2 separate regions of the Homo sapiens genome follow, and region 2 is linked to region 1. The links are chromatin contacts, found by POLR2A ChIA-PET in ENCODE. All regions are on one chromosome and are shown on one strand. Each heading gives the region's core, a stretch centred on a gene start or an enhancer-like site at or near the end of the contact. The rest is flanking DNA. Distances are from core to core; before and after follow the strand shown. Region 1 overlaps RPRD1B (regulation of nuclear pre-mRNA domain containing 1B). Region 2 overlaps TGM2 (transglutaminase 2).

Region 1 (2,721 bases), core at 103-2,602:
TCCATCTAAAAAAAAAAAATAAAAATAAAACTCATGATATTGACCTGGCTTTCACTTCAAACGTGAGTTTGGTCAGTTAGTATATGATGTATATAATGTAGAGAACAGGAGCTACGTGACTTGTTTCCAGAAGAAAATGTGTAAGCAAAAAATGTGTATGTATCTGCAGCAGGTGCCTGGTGTCCCCTTTTTTCTAAATGAGAGGGTACCTGTGTGGTGCTAAGTAATTTGAGTGCAGTGGAAAGAGGACAGGTTTTGGAGTCATACCGTAAGTGTGTCATTTAACCTCCCTGGCCTTTGTTTTCTCACCTTTCAGCTGGAGATGCTGTATCTTAAAATTGTTGGAAAGATTAAAAGGAAACTATTGCAATGCCAGGCACAGGCTGTGTCCAATATTTCTTTACTTTCGAAACTAGAATTTATCATTTAGATTTATTTCCCACAATTGTTTGGCATTTATTTTGTATTGTCTAATTTGATGCAAAAAGAATGATTTTGGAATTAACACATCTATCATAACAATGTAAAAACATACGGTGCAGATAGATCATAAATAATGTAACCTGTCAGCCTCAAAAGTGGTTAAATTTAAAATGGTAACTTAAGTAATTTTTCTCAGTAGTATCAATCACATGTCTCAGTAATGGTTATTTTAATTTTAAGGTAAAATTAGATTTATTTTATTTTTAGGGGAATAGTGTAAAGAATATTTGTGTTTGACACAATTTTATTGATAAAATTTTCTCTCCTGTTTTCTGAAATGATCCCTGGAAAGCATAACGTATCTCATTTTATACACAATATCTTCTCTGTAAACCCTAGCACACGTTGGTTTGCTTCATTGTATTGTCCCATGAGTTTCTTACTCAAGTGTGATAGTTGGGTAAGTTTTCGCTTTAGATGCCTGTTTTCTGTAGTATTTTACCAGAGAATCAATCTGAGATGACGGACAAAGACCTGTTTGACTCTTTTCAGTAATGTAGGGAACTACAGTCAATTTAAAATAACTAGCATAAAGGTTACTATTAAGCCATTCTGAAAATGTGTGCCCCTTCTGCCCTGTTTTTACATGTGGCCCATTGTGCATAGCATGTGACTTATCACTACAGGATATGTGACTCAAATTTATTACTTTCTCTTTTGTCTAGCAACAGAAGAGAAGAAATCTCTGAAACGAACTTTTCAGCAAATTCAGGAGGAGGAGGATGACGACTACCCTGGCAGCTACTCTCCTCAGGATCCTTCTGCAGGACCCCTCTTGGTAGGTCTTGACCCCCAGAGAGTAGGGAACAGTGGCTTAAAGTGACCTCTAGTTGAAGACTATGGCCACAAGGTGGCGCCAGTGACCACTGGTATGGAATCATCAGAGGGCACCTCTCAGGGGCCCCGTGCATCATCCTGCCCAAAGGAGCTTGCCGGATGGCAGGTGTCAGTATGTCTTTGCGTGCCATAACTCTGGGATGGGCTTATGTTTTATAAAGTACTTGGACTTGGTTTTTTCAATCCTAGAAATTAAGAATATTCTTTAAAAATAGATTTTGGAGAAAGGGATAGATAATATTACAAAGATATTCAAAAGTCGTCTACCATGGCCTGTCTCCAGTAGCATGGTAGTTTTATAAAGTAACTCATTAATATCTAAAGACAGTCTATGTGTCAATAGCAAATTTGCTGCACTGTAGCCTATTAAATATTGAAACAAGGAGTTAGTCTTTACCCATGTGTTTGTGTTATTTGGCTATACAGGTTAGCTTACAAAATCTAAATGAAAGAAGTTGGGCACAAGGTGACAGTTTAAGTAACTTGACCAGTGTCTTAATTTAAATCCAGGTGTGTCTGACTTCAGAGCCCATGCTCTTTTCAAGGCGGGGGCGGGGGGGGCTTCATCTTATTTTGCCTAAAACAGCTTTATTACACATGGTCATGCTTAAAGCCTATGTAAATAGGAAACATGTCTAGTTTGTGTTATGTTACGGTGTTGAGTTAGACTAGGGATTAAATGACAGCAGTGTTAGGTCATATATCTTTGGATTTAAACACTTTAAAGACTACAGCCTAGATTATTACCTTTCAGGGTAATCTAACTACCATCTACAGAGCTAGCTACTCCTTGGTGATTATGGAGTGGCCTGTTAGCATTGTTTTCTGACAATTTAAGAAACTCCTTTTTGATATATACAGAAAATGTATCCCTGGTTTACTTTTCTTGTTTTTTCCCCCTGGGTTTATAATAAGTTTGATACATTTAATTTTGGGAGTGACATCCATTTTGTCAAGAAAACCCAAGAAAGAATTGAAGTAGGTTGATCAGTCAACATATAATTTTTTCCTTCTCCTTCTTGAGACAGGATCTTGCTCTGTTACCCAGGCTGGCGTGCAGTAGCATGATCATAGTTCACTGCAAACTCAACCTCTGGGGCTCAAGTGATACTCCTACCTCAGCCTCCCAAGTAGCTGGGACTATAGACATATGCCACCATGCTTGGCTTATTATTTTATTTTAATTTTTTTGTAGAGACAGGGTGTCGCTATATTGTCCAGGCTGGTCTCGAACTCCTGGGCTCAAGTGATCCTCCTGCCTTGGCTTCCCAAAGTGCTAGGATTACAGGTGCGAGCCACCACACCTGGCCACAACACACAGTTGTTAACATCTGATATTTATACCTTTATTCTATACTGGAAATGATACATCATTTGAAATTAAGCAACATGAACCAAACT
Region 2 (3,083 bases), core at 531-3,030, 74 kb after region 1:
GTGGTCAATGGCTTTCCAAAGGGCATCTGGGCAGGAGAGGGAATGTAGGTCTTTCCTCTCTCACCCCAGCCCCAGTCAGCCAAGGTCAGGGCTCCCACTGTTTCTGGCACAGAGCATTCCTCACAGCAAAGGGGGTGAGTGGGGACCCACAGGCTCAGGAGGCTGAGATGGGCCAGGGGCACATTCCATTTCCGAGAGCCCCCATAGGCTGCCCACCCTGCCCTGGGGTCTGGGGCCCAAGAAGGGGCATATTTTGCTCACTAGCTTGGGATAAGGATTGGGATCAAGGTGGGGGCTCTCAGCAGGCTGGGAGCAGGGGTCCCTTAGGCGGGGCCAATGATGACATTCCGGAAGCCCTTCACAGCCTTCAGCTTGTCGCTCTCGAAGTTCACCACCAGCTTGTGGAGGCCCATGTGGAGCGGCAGCAGGTCCATTCTCACCTTAACTTCCTCCCCTGCCTCCACGGGGTCTGGGCTGCAGGGAGAGAGGGGGTGGTGAGGAAAGGGGCCCAAGGCCTGGCTCCCGCATGCTGGGGTCCAGCCAGGAAGTCACGTGACCTCCGAGGATCAGCACAGCGTGTCCATGAATGGGCCTCATTCTCGGCCCTCTGCGGGGCCTGGACAATCTGCCCTCCTAGAGTGAACAGTGCCTGTGCACGCATGTGTGTCCGTGTGCATAAAAGCAGATGGTGCATTTAGGGGCACAAGGGGATAGGCTCAGGTAGCCGTGTGTGTGAAAATGTATTGAGCTGTACATAGGTGATCTGTGCTTTTTACTGTATATAAGTTACATTACAGTAAAAAAGTAAAAAAGAAGTGTGTGCTCGTATGTATGTGTGCAGCTACGTATCTATGTGGAAACACCCACGCATGCATATGTGTGTGCATGCTCATGTGTGGACATTCGGAGGGCAGATACCTGTCTATGTGAGGATGCACGTGTCTGCAGGTGAGCGCCTATTGACGGATGATGTCACTGTGGAGGTCTGTGGCAGATCTGTGCATGGGTGGTGTCAGCATTGACAGAGAATGTGACGGTGGGAACTCTAGCCCCAGGGTGTCTGGGAGTGGGCACAGCTGTGTGGGAGATGAGAGGAGGGGATTTTCAGCCAGGGCTTGGTACCTAAGGACAGTCTCTACCCCCACCGGCATCTGCCCGCTTCCCCCAGGCCCCAAAGCTAGAGCAGCCAGCACTTACATCTCCACCGTCTTCTGCTCCTCAGTCAGGCCGGCCCCCTCCACAGTGAAGGTGCAGCCTTCCAGGGCCACAGGGAGCGGGTTCTGCAGGGACACCTCAGCCACCAGCTTGCGTTTCTGCTTGGGCTCCCCAAGGATCTGGAAGAGGGCATGGGGCAGATGTCAAGGGCAGGTGGGATCCAGGCTGGGCTGTCTGCATTCACTGCAATTTGGCCCAATATTTGCTGAACAAAGCTGTACCCAGGTCTGCCACGATCACCCCCCCTCCCCCCACCTCTGTGCCTCAGTTTCTTCATCGGGAAAACACCGATTGTGCTACCGGCCCAGGTCTCCTGCATGGAGCTGCAATGAGGCTCCACGTGACCCAGGGGATGTCCAAAGTGCCTCCCTTGTCCCAGGGTCTGGAGGGGAAAGATCACAGGCTTTTGAGCCAGGCTGATCTCTGCCTCTTCTTCACTGTGTGACCTGGGGAAGTTACTCCCCACTCTGTACACCTTGGATTCTTCATGGGAGAGAAATGCCTGACTGAGGGTTCTTGTGAGGATTAACTGAGCTAATATGTGCAAGCTTCCAGCAGAATGTCTGACACACTGCTCACTGCCGCTCCCTCTGCTGTTTACCATTTAAGTGTAATTGTTGCCCTTAGGGGTTGTGGGCTGCGGCTCCTCTAAGTGAAGGGCTATAATGATGATGATGGCGATGATAAGGATAGTTAGCTTTCAGTGAGCCCTTATCATGTGCTGAGGATGGCTCTATGTGTTTCCTGTGGATATGCTTTTAATTCTTACAACACCCCTCAGTGCTATTATTAACCCCATGTTACAGATGAATAAACTGAGGCACAGAGGGGCAAACTCACATGCCCAGGGCTGCCCTGGTACAAATTCAGGCAGTGAGACTCTAGTCTGTGCCCTTCACTCCCCCACCCCACCCTGCCCCACCAGTGCCCAGTGCCTGGGGGTTCCAGCCTTAGTAGTATAGCATTTGAAGGATTCATGACTCTAAGATCCCCAAATTCCATGACCCTAACACTCTGGGATTTTCAGATTCATTCCTAGAGGCTACGAGTCCCCAATTCTCTAGGCTTCATGATGCTTTTCTTCGATGAGGCTAGGATTTGAGGATCGCTAAGGCACCAAAGGTCTGGAGCTTGCAGGGATGCAGGTGTGTGGGGTGGGGGTAGGGATCTGCCCTCTCCCCAGCGCTGAGCTGCCCTGGGACCCTGCCCCTTGCCCAGCCTGCCCTTACCCGGATCTTGATTTCTGGATTCTCCAGGTAGAGGTCCCTCTCAGCCAGCAGGTAGCTGTTGATAACTGGCTCCACGAGGAGGGCCCGCACCTTGATGAGGTTGGACTCCGTAAGGCAGTCACGGTATTTCTCATAGAGGATGCAAAGAGGAACGCTCTTCTCTGCAGAAGGGGAGAAAGGAGGGTGCTCATGATGCAGAATCACCCCTCCCAACTCTCTTGCAACTCCAAGAGGCACAGAGAGGGGAAGGAATGTGCTTGGGGTCACACAGCGGGGGAATGGCTGGGCGGATCCCTGAACTCCCCACTGTGGCTCCAGGGTTCCCAGCGAGGAGCTGGAGAGTGGACACTGAGCAGCGGGTAGAGGACGCACTTGGACTCCCACGGGCCTTGGTTCTAATCCTGCCTTTGCCTCTTCTAATGGGTGACCCCGCGTGAGCCACTCCACCTCCCAGGTCCTCGATGTTTGGATCTGCGTGGCACAGGCACTCCTAAGGCTGTGGGAGGATGAGCTGAGCGAGTGTCCCGGAAGAGCCTGGTGCGCTCGGGACTCAGGGTGTGTGAGCCGCGGGCCCTTCATCCTGGGGAGGATCAGAGCCGACATCTGCTTGCTGCACCAGGCACTGCACTTCCCACGGCG

Evidence for each region. ChIA-PET counts read pairs that join two places held with the same protein, here RNA polymerase II (POLR2A).
Region 2: POLR2A ChIA-PET joins it to region 1 with 10 read pairs in A549. The contact joins two enhancer-like sites. POLR2A ChIA-PET finds 5 or more read pairs at or near these places in 4 of 52 experiments (A549, Caco-2, HepG2 and 1 more).

Annotation. Positions count from the first base shown.
Region 1 is chr20:38,056,384-38,059,104 of GRCh38, forward strand. It overlaps RPRD1B (regulation of nuclear pre-mRNA domain containing 1B), which reads left to right. Exons shown (of 7, transcript NM_021215.4): 4 at 1,149-1,261. Among named protein-coding and RNA genes, the nearest start is that of RPRD1B, 24 kb to the left of the region's middle. Within about 2 kb of position 1,353, at least 8 of the 41 ENCODE cell types and tissues checked have a DNase peak (open chromatin) inside an H3K27ac peak, as active enhancers do.
Region 2 is chr20:38,129,896-38,132,978 of GRCh38, forward strand. TGM2 (transglutaminase 2) reads right to left here. Exons shown (of 13, transcript NM_004613.4): 11 at 2,445-2,605; 12 at 1,198-1,334; 13 at 1-474. The coding sequence ends at 324. Among named protein-coding and RNA genes, the nearest start is that of TGM2, 34 kb to the right of the region's middle. Within about 2 kb of position 1,781, at least 3 of the 41 ENCODE cell types and tissues checked have a DNase peak (open chromatin) inside an H3K27ac peak, as active enhancers do.